Linked DNA regions of Homo sapiens: region 2 is linked to region 1. A link is a loop called in an ENCODE intact Hi-C map of the cell type or tissue named here. Cell type or tissue: GM12878. All regions are shown on one strand. Each heading gives the region's core, and the rest is flanking DNA. Links, peaks and the distances in the headings are about the cores only.

Region 1 (5,384 bases), core at 237-5,236:
CTTGGAAGGTTGAGGCAGGAGAATCACTTGAACCCATGAAACAAAGATTGCAGTGAGCCAGTGGGCGACAGAGCAAGGCTCCATCAGAAAGAAAGAAAGAAAAGAAAGAAAGAAAGAAAGAAAGAAAGAAAGAAAGAAAGAAAGAAAGAAAGAAAGAAAGAAAGAGAGACAGAGGGGGGGGGAGGGAGGGAGAGAGAGAGGAAGGAAGGAAGGAAGGAAGGAAGAAGGCAAGAAAGGCAGGCAGTGGGGGATCCGGAGTCTTGCAGCTCTGGCTTCTAGCTCCATCCATGCTGCCTTCTGGGTGTGCTTTGTGTCAAGGCCTTGACTGGACCTCATTCCTCATTGTTACAGGGAAATGGCAGGCTACCTGTATGCACTAATGATCCTGAGCCCATGTTCCTCAAGAGTGCCATCCCAGGGCTGGGCTGCAGCCGTCTAATGTGCATTAACAGTTGATGCACATGAGGCAAGCATCCAAGAAAGGATTCTACATTTCCTGCCAAGCATGGGAGAAGGTGAACCTGGATAATGCTTGCACTTGGGAAGCTAAACACAATTTCAGCTTCAAGGAAACCCCCAGATTGCAAAATTCTTGGACAGAAAGCAAAATATATCTAATATTTCTGCCACCATCTCTGTGAGTTTTCTGCCACCATTCTCCACCATGACCTCTGATCTGTCTAGCAGCCTGCTGGATTTCACACGAGCAAAGCTAAAATGGGAGGAAAGAGGGCATATGAAAAAAAAATTAGATTGACAGAAAACCCAGAGTCAATAGGACAGTCTAGACTCCCCAGCTTGTAAACTATTCATAATGACTCACTCAATAGTCAGGCATTGACAACAAGCTGAATGACTGTGGACCTAGAGCTACAATATTGGCAATGTTATCTTTAATTTGAAGAGCTCAAATAATTCTGGGAGGCATTAATCAGGTAAAGAAACACTTGCCCTGGATCAAAAATTAGTGTCAGTTGGTTACCAAGGATGGGAATATGGTTAACCATATTCTTTTATTTCCCAGGTTATTGTCATAACATCTCTGTATAATTTTATATACCCATATGCACAAGTGGCCAGAAATCCCTTTCTAGCCAGCAGGGACCCACAAGGTTCTGTTTAGCAGATTTATCCCAATAATCTATCCTCATTAATACTGTATAAGAAACCACCTAAAAATCCAATGGCTTAAAACAACAAGGATTTCGCTGGGTATGGTGGCTCATGCCTGTAATCCCAGCACTTTGGGAGGTCAAGGTGGGCAGATCACCTGAGGTCAGTAGTTCAAGACCAGCCTGACCAACATGGAGAAACTCCATCTCTACTGAAAATACAAATTAGCTGGGCATGGTGGTGCATGGCTGTAGTACCAGCTACTCGGGAGCTGAGGCAGGAGAATCACTTGAACCTGGGAGGCAGACATTGCAGTGTGCCAAGATCACGCCATTGCACTCCAGCCTGGGCAACAAGAGCGAAACTCTGTCTCAAAAACAACAACAACAACAACACAAGAATTTAGTCTCACGTCTACAGGTCTGCAAGACTGACTGTGGTTCAGCGGCTCTAGGCTGAGCAAGGCTACAGTTCGGCTGTGCTTAACGCCAACCTGTCCTTAGCTCCAGCCTATAGGTTGAGCTGTAGGCAAGCGTGTTCATTCTGGGCCTAAGCTGAGTGGATAACAGCTGCCTGGGGAAAGTTCTTCCCATCATGGTCACTGAGATACAAAAAGATCAAGCTTTAATGCGCAAGCTCTTTTCAAGCCTCTGCCATCACATCTAACAAGTATTCTTTTTGGCCAAACCCAAAGTTAAGGGGCAAGAAGGACACTCCTCCCACCATGAGGTCACAGCAAGGGTGTTGATGAATAATTCTCTTTAAGTGCTGTGATGAATTGAGAATAGCAATTCTATTATCCACTGTGATGGTTAAATCTCCACTGGTTAAATCTTGACCAGTTCCTCTTCTGACTACTTCTGATTTTCTCCTTTGGCTTCCCAGACCACATGCACAACCCCTGCAGGTGAGCCAGAATGCCAAGAAGTCAGCATTATAAGGCTAAATAGAGAAAGAACAAGTTTTCTTTTTGGAAAGTTCCTCCCAACCTGCGATGTGTCAAGACATCACCATTAATTGGAAGGGGACACGATTATGCAAAATAACTGAGTATAAAGAACTTAGAGACAAAAGGGGAGTGAGGGGAGGAAGGAGATGTAGCAGTTTGAACTATACGAGGTTTAAATTAATTTCAACCAAAACATAACAAGCAAAGGATGTTCTCCTGATTATCTTATGTTTACTATTATATTTCAAAGGCAATACATGCTTATTGTGTGTGGGGGGAATCAATCTAGTGAGTAGAAAACACAACCATCTAAAACCCCATCACCCCTAATTAGCTGCCATTCAAATCCTTTATACATGGACTACTTTGGGCATTGGAAATCAAGGTGCTGCTACCTAAACAGTGTCGTGAAAATTTTAAGGCTCTGAGAAAATGTTAAGGCCATTTGAACACCAGAAATTCTTGTTCTCATCTCTCAACTACAAATGCCTAGGTGAGTTCTCGCTTACAGATTTTTTTCAAATTTACAGTATATGCAATTTATTTATTTATTTATTTTTGCAAAAATGGGGTCATCTATTACATACCACTTTTCACATTAGAACAATTTTCCTCATCAACAAAGATATGTCTATATCATCATTTTAAATTCTGCCTTATATTTCATTTATAAATTACCATAAATTACTTAACCAACACCCCATTGATGGAAGTTTAGGTTATTTCCAGTTTTTCACAATTACTTTCTGCATGCATAATAACTCACGTCACTTCATATACAAACTGAGGCATTTATTTTCATTTTCAGATCTAAGAAATCTAAGCAGTGCCTTATTGACAATAAATAGAACCACCCTTGTGGTGTTAAAATGTGGGCAGCAAGAAAGGAAATAGTGTGGTTGGGTGGAGATTAGTCATTTTTGAAAGAGCACGTATGTACATTTTGCACGTTGGTGACAATTCACTCAAAATTTTAAAGAACCCAGCTTAAGTTTTGAATCAGCCTGAAGCACTCCGAACTTCAGATGCTCATCTCAGCCTCTTAAGTCTGCCAACCAAGCTGGAGACAAAACAAGATCTGGCTCCCTGGTGGCCGCCTGGGAATCCTGCCCTTGGCGTCATTTCTGGAAGGGCAAAAGAACCCTACGGACTCTTGTATCACTAGGATAGAAATGCCACCCAGCTCCTCAGCCCATCTCCATCACCATGGCAGTGGGGAGGGGCCTAGGCATTATCAGAATGGGTCAGGACTAGCTCAGAGCCAGTGTCAGGCTGGCTGACTGTAAACTAAGCCAGGCTTTCAAGGGAAGGCTTTTGAAGGAAATAAGCCAACAAAACAGCATCAGAAACTGAGGAACCATTCCTTCTCCAACTCTACCCCCCAAGAGATACCAAGGTCACACAGGATACAGCAGTTGTTGAAATTATTACTGCTATGGAACAGAGCTTTTTTGGCACCGGAAGAAGTCATTCTCTTCTGTCAACCCTCTTTTCCTTTCCCTTGGATTTTCAATCCTCCCCATAGAAAATCAAGACCGCCCAGCAAAGAACATGCTTACCCAAAAGACCACAGTGCCATTCAGAAACAAGAAATTCCAACTCTACCATACATATAACCTTCTATCCATCCTCTGACCTTCTGACTTCATAATGTATCTTCCCAAGATAAATAGATGCATGGCATGTTAAAGCCTAGGAGGACCATGGAGATTGTGTCAATATCTTTATCCTTCAGTGAATAGATGGAGGCCTCAGAGAGGATGAGCAACCTGCCCATGGCCCCACAGAATTGGTGGCAGAGCCCAAGACTGTTGGCCCCCAACCACACTGTCCAGACTTCAAAAGCTGATCCTCTTGCCAATGCCCCCACACTAGTAACAGCCTTTTTGCCTGAATGTCTCTCAGTGATGTCATGAAGACAAATTACTGTCTAGCTGTATGGTTCTTTAGTCCTTGCTGTATGTTATTGTACCTGGCAGGCCCTCATGGAAACTAAGCTGGAAAGAAATGAAGGAGCTCAACTTGGTTAAAACCATTGACAGAACACTCATCCCCCATCTTTTGCTCTCTAGACAACCGCAGGTAAATGTGAGGCGTTTGAGAGAGTTAAGCCTTCTGTATCAGTTAAGCTAAAAGAACAGTTTATTTCATACCCCTAAACTTCACAGGAATAGAACACAAGCTACCAGGCAGCAAGAACAAAGGAACAGACTAGATACATTTATTTTTCAGAAATTTTAAGCCATGGAAGAACAAAAAAAAATTCTTCAAAGAAAATTTAGGGGCAGGGGATTGAAATACATGCAAAACTTATTTTTAGTGCCCTTTACAGATATAAAGTCATGCTGTTCGTTTAGGAACAAAAAAATGCATTATGTATAACTTGTTTCACTCATAAAATTACCATGTTTTGTATATTGATATATTTAGACATTGGGAGATCTGAAAAAAGCATTTTTATGATTTCTTTCCTGGTTATTTTCTCGGGCAAAAGGGAGGTTTTTAAAAAAAAAAAGTCCTCAGTGGAAAAACTTTTCAGAATTTTGAGAAAATTTACAGATTTTAGAGGATTTTTACTTTTCCCAAAATGACTAAGTCATCAGGTTCTCAAGTCATTGAACTCTAATGTGTTCAACCAGCGTCCTCTACTTATCAAGATAATAGCACAACCGGGTTTAGTAATGGTGACCTATTGTGGAACTTTCAAAAGTCCACTGTAGAAGTCCCACAAATTTGAAATTCACTTTGCCCTCCAAGGTAAATCTTTTCTGTTCTTCCCACTGTAGCACTACTTAAAGTCCATTTCTAGAAATGAACTGGGAGAGGTCATAAGTCATTTAATTTAGACCCTACATGAGCACAAATCCTGTCTATACGAGGTCTACAAATGGTCAACTATCCCTTGCTTCTCCACAGTCAATGGTCTAAGGCCTAATTGTCATGCTTTACCATATACATTTATGAATGTGTGATGATCTGAGCCATTTCTGTCTTCCTCACTAGACTGCAGCTGCCATCAGGGCAAGAAGCAAACCTTCTCTGCTGACTATTTTGTCCTGAATGTCTACCAGCAATGGGAACAGAGCAGTAAATCTATGCTCATATCTTCTGAGATAGCTCTTAATATTACAATTTCTCTCTGTGTATTGAACTTATATTACTTTCCCTATAACTTCTATGTACTGAGTGGATTCTGCCCTTCTTGTCCATCTAGATCTTTCACAAGACAGCCCTTCAAATATATGAAACATGTCATCCTCCACTCTTCTCTCCTCTAGGCTAAATATCCTGTTTCTTCAGCTTCTCCTCTAGGCTAAATATC
Region 2 (5,384 bases), core at 62-5,061, 200 kb before region 1:
CCACTTGAGGAGAGGTGTCCCTAGAAGAAACTTTTTTCCCAGAAAATGAGGCCTGGCTGGTGCTCATCCTGAGTTCCTGGAAGGCAGTGTTTTCTTGTAACCATCTGAGATTCCTGGGGCTGGGTATAGTGCCTGATGCTCTCAATATATGCGTGTTGAATCAAACCAGAAGAAGCAGGCTGAGGCACTGAGTGAAAACCTATGTGGATGTCCTGCTGCCTTTTCCTTGTGGAGGGTAGATCATTCCCAACTCTGCCTGAAACTTTGATGCCTTATTGGAGGAAGAGAAAGGTAACTCCCTTGTTGAGCCATAGAGCTCTTAGTTTTTCTTTCTTAAAAAAAAAATCACTCTTCTTTCAAACACCATTAAATTAGTCCAGTTATGTACACTGGGCTTGTATTGCATGGTTTATATAAAAGCTAAGTTCTTTCTTTAAGATTGGAGCCCTCCGTGTGAGTGATTTCAGGATAAAAGGCCTTAGAGGATTAGACACATTATTCGTTTGTAAAACTGATTGCTCAAGTGATACAGCCCTAGGGCTGCCCCCTTATTGTAGCTTCTTGAACACTGTCAAACTGTCAGACTTGGGTTGGTGGTTATTTTATCTCGCAAACAACCAAAACCAGATTTACATTGTAAGTAGATACTAGCGTGGCTTTTGTCCTTCCTATATCTAGGCCCTGAATACTTCAGAGCCAGATTAAATGCTTTGCTCTATTTTTTCATAGATTTGGGCTTCGACCAAACATACAAGTTGAGCCTGTTGACTTCTCTCTTTGTGGATGCACACGTGCGTCTCTGCGTATATTTGTGCATGCTTTCCCGAATAAGTCCTCTTTTAAAACTCAGCCTTTCATCATTTTAGAAATGATTTGCTCTTTTACAGCTTGTACTTTTTATGGTTCTTAGAGGATCACTGCAGCAAATATATTTGGCAGAAATTGAGCACACAAGCCCTTCCCCAGAACTCAGTACTGAATTTGTTCAGTTCCCATCTTAAAAACTTGAAACTCCTTTGACTTTTCCTGTGATGTGCTTATTTCTGATCTGAAACTGTAGTTCAAAGCTAGACTTGGTAATCATTCACGTCAAGAAAGGAATGGATTGCTCAAAAAAGAAGTCAGACTCTAAAAATAGCCTCCATACCGAGGCCCACTTTTCTACCTAGGGAATCAAGACAGAAATATTTCCAGGATTGAAATGACATAGTTCAAGTGACGCAACCATTTGGCTGCCTGCTATTTTTCTCTTTTCTGCCAGAAGGAAAATATATAATGTAGAAAAATTCCCCTAGAGTTGTTAAAATAATCACTGAAATAACCTTTGGTGCTTAGTATGGTACCCTGGAAAACTTGGATCTCTAGAATGGTTCATTTCAGAGCTTTTCCAGATAGCCAAGTTTTTATTAGAAAATTGGTTGGTATAGACGGTGCTCACTGTGACTGTTCAGTGCATGATGAGAATCCTTCTTTACAGAGATAAAAAGTGTGAAGAGAATTGCTGAGAAGTAACCATTCATTCCCTTCTGCATTTGCCTAGTGTGCTGTGTAATTAAATGAGCTGATAAAATTTACAAGAAATAAAGCTTTATGCAATTACAAATAGATGACATGACTTTTTAAAAGGTTTTGCCCATATTTTTCACACACGCTCTACCTTTAGCCTTCTCTGCTTTCACACAGATGCTGAAAAACAAAAGAGTTAATTAGAAACCATTCCTTTTCTCTCTTTCTGGTACAGAGAAGGCTTCCACTAAGTATGTGCTGAATAAATGACCCAGTCTGAAAGTTTTAATTTATTACACAGTATATTCATAGAACTGTAACTGTTACAACCTCTAGTTTGATAGATGTAGCTGTTTTTGTTTTTTTAAGTTGAGATTATATTAATATCTGTCACTTGGGTTGCCAGCCTTTTAGAAGAAAATTTGGGGTTTATATTAGAATAGGTTTTAGGTTCAGTAGCCTGTATCCTTTTTTACTGCCCTGGGACAACAGCAAATATTCACCTAAATTCATTCTGTGGTGTAACACTTTAGAAGTATACCAGTTCTTCCTTGCAAATAACAACAAAAAGCTCTGAACAACTTAATCACAGAGAAAAAAAAAGCTTTTATTGGAGGTATATTGGGCAGCTCATTGGCTGATAAGGTAGCAGAAGCAAAAGGATACTTGGCAGCCCGGAGCTTAGCTGAGATGGAGCCATAAGGACAGTTTTATTAGGATGCCACCACAGCTCGGCTGCCAGTGGACACATGAATTCGTGAGACTAGCACCTCTGCCATAAATAACATCTCACCATCCCTGGGGAATTGGTCACTCCCTTAAGACTCAAACACTGTGGCAAGTGCATCTAATTGGCTGAGTCCAGGTTATGTTCCAGGGAACAGGGGAGAAAGCTCTGCCAATCTTGGGATTCCCCCACATGCGGTATGTGGATGCTGAGCAGACAAAAATATAGAAGTCTAGTAGATGATTGTAAGTTACTGTATAGCAGTGTGTTTCATCTTGTTCTTACGTCCTGTGGAAGCTTTCTTCATGGCGAAGTTAAGCAGTTCCACATCTGCATTCCCCCAGATCAGCACACCAAAGGTGAACAGCTTGGGTTTCCCCCTACTTTCAGTTACAGGTACAAGATGTTAGCAAACTATGCAAATCTCAATGAGTTTTGTTTCCTAATTCTGTTTGCATGCTAGGAAACTTGCCTCATGATACAACAGTAAACCCCTGCTTTAAGAAAAACATGAGGCTGGTTTAATATGTACAATGTCCAACTCTTAGGAAGTGTTTATTTTTCAATTGCCTTTAATAATTTCTCATAAAGATCGATGAGTCTAAGAATTGTGAAGGACCTCAGAGATGATATATTTCAACTTGTCATCCACGTCACGACTGTCTCTTTAGCATCCCAGAGATAGCAGGACAGTCCTCCCCTGCTTGTGTGTATTCAGTGGGAAGTACTTCCCTGCCCCCTTTTCGTCCCGTTCTTGGATGGTGCTAGATGTGAAAAATAGAGTTGAAACTCACCTCACTGTCACTTTGCTCTTGGTTCTAGTTTTGCCATGTGAAACCAGATAGGGTGTATTCTTTCTACATTAAGTCTAGAGACAGAACTTTGGAATCAGATATGGATTTGATGCTCAGCTTTGCCATTTACCCAAAATGAAACAGTTACTTTAACAGTATTTTTCGTCTAATATGTGCAAACTAATTGCTGAATGGATAGGCAGTTATTTTATTAATGCAACAAAAGGTTATGTTAGCATTTTAATATTTGTGTTGTATTCACATTGATCGTTTTTACTTGGACTATAGCCAAAGTCAGAACTCTTCTTTTGTGGATTTTTTAAACTTAAAATATATGCCTTTACATTTAACCCTATTACGTTTTATTTAAGTTGGCTGAGGTAATGCCTATCATCCCTTCTATAAACTCCTCTTTCCTACTTTATGGCTTCTATATTAGATGAGTACTTTCTCTGTACCTTTATGTTAATTATTTGGAAGGGAAAAAGATTGAATGGGACGGGACCTGTGAAAGATCCCTGTGGCATACCGCTAGAGACTGCCTTCCAGGTAGGCATAGTTTTAAAACTATAAAGTTAACTTTATAGTTAACAAGTATATTGTGATTATGTTTTCTGGCAAATAAATCTCTTTGCTGCCATATGCCATAAATGACACATTATCATTTTTGCAAATATGCACAATGGTACTACATATCAATTGACTGTCAGCCTAACCCATAAGAAAAAGTCAGGATAGACTGTCAAGTTATTTGCTGAAATCAGATGCACTGCTTGGCTCTCTGTAAAATCTTTACCAAGTACCCTCTTTCACTTTACTCGTCTACTCATGGCAAATCTAAAACCTTCTACTTCAGCTTAGGCAAGACATCTTCTTGGGTCAGTGGTAGATGTGAACAATCTTCGTGGGTCAGTGGTAGTTTAACAGTTTGTTAAACTGTTGTTAATCAATGTATCTACTCTCGGTGATTTTAAGAGAGAAAAGAAGACTTTTTGTTTTTGTCTGAGAGGAGTTTTTAACCTGGAAAGACAGCTGAAACGTTATCTGAAATGTGAAATGTTAAACATTTTATTATTAAGAGACAGTGTGTTTTTTATTTTACTCACACAGTATGTGTGCATTTGTGTTTTCTGCGACTGCACATTTGTAATAATAGGCTCATATTTTGTTTTTCATTTTAAAATTGGCTTTGTAGGATGTTCACTAATGTGGAAAGACAGAGGGATTGGGGAATCACTGGGAAATGCTTGGAGTCAGTCTGTTATGTAGATGTGCAAGGTATTGACTACAGAGTGAGACACTCTTGCTTGGTTATGTCCTATTTCTCTCTGAATTTTTTAATTCTCAAAAAGTAATTTAGAACTATAACACCTTGGTTTGTATGAGTGTAAAATGATTTATAAGATAACCTCAGGTGTGTTGACAGAAGAAATGCAATTAAATTGTTTCCATGTTTAAGAAAAATATGGGAGGTATATGTATTATAAGTATACATCTATTGACTGGCTAAAGAAGAAAAGATGACTAGGGTATGCCATGCTAAGGAGTTTAGATTTTGTGCTGGAAGTTTAAATAGGGGAGAGAAGGGATGTGTGTTCAGAAGGCTTTTGTAGGTAGCAGCTGTAGCAATGATCTAGGTGAGAAAAAAATAAGTACAAGCCAAAGCAGTGTCAGAGAGATGGAGTGAAAGAGAAACATTCAAGTGATTAAGCAGATTGATTGGGCAAGGTGAGTGGCAGATCAGATGAGGAGCAAGGGATGGGAAGCAGAAAAGACAAGTCTCCGTGGAGCCCATTATCTAGAGTGGCAAGACGAGAAGGAAGAGCCTATAAGAGGGCTCCCCAGAGAGACAGGAGGGAAATCACAGAGATCAAGGAAGGAGAATTTCAGGAAGGAAAGAATGATCCTGCCCAATCAGATGCTGCATAGAATTCAGGTAAGATGAGGACTGAAGGTGTCTTTGGCTTTTCCAAGTAGGGAAGTCATCAGTGACCCAGTAAGCACAATTTCTGTGGCGGGGAGAGGCAGGTGGAAACCTGATTGCTGTGGGTTGAAATGTGGAAGAAAGTGATTATAGATGACTCTCTTACTGGATTGGAATCGAGAGAAAAGATAGGATCTGGAAGGCAACAGCGGGTGAAGGGAGGTTTTTGCTTTTGTTTTGTTTATTTAATGGACGGTATTTAGCCATGTAGAATTGTTGGTAAGAATCAGAGAGTTGAAAATAAAGGAGAAATATGGGGTGATTTATGGAACAGAGTCCTTGTAGAAGTGAGAAAAAATAAGAGGCAAAGTAAAAATGGAGGTATTATTTCATTTTCAATGGAAAGATGGACACTTGTTACACTGAAATCAGA

What was found. A loop is a pair of places that touch in the nucleus more often than their neighbours do. Peaks named below come from ENCODE experiments on the same cell type or tissue, not always from the same donor. Only the 100,000 strongest peaks of a DNase experiment are listed, where the experiment ranks them.
Region 2: it touches region 1 in a loop (10-fold over the local background); 1 of 110 quality-filtered maps calls a loop at or near these places.

The regions. Positions count from the first base shown.
Region 1 is chr12:11,978,373-11,983,756 of GRCh38, forward strand. No RefSeq gene overlaps it. Among named protein-coding and RNA genes, the nearest start is that of BCL2L14, 90 kb to the right of the region's middle. In GM12878, for the core only: no CTCF peak of the experiment used is centred there; DNase peaks (open chromatin) are centred at 1,919, 2,429, 2,959 and 4,001; H3K4me3 peaks cover 446 bases; H3K27ac peaks cover 2,893 bases.
Region 2 is chr12:11,778,361-11,783,744 of GRCh38, forward strand. The region is part of intron 2 of ETV6 (ETS variant transcription factor 6); the gene reads left to right. Among named protein-coding and RNA genes, the nearest start is that of ETV6, 130 kb to the left of the region's middle. RefSeq lists an enhancer at 2,353-2,422. In GM12878, for the core only: no CTCF peak of the experiment used is centred there; DNase peaks (open chromatin) are centred at 1,041 and 2,581; H3K4me3 peaks cover 1,089 bases; H3K27ac peaks cover 5,000 bases.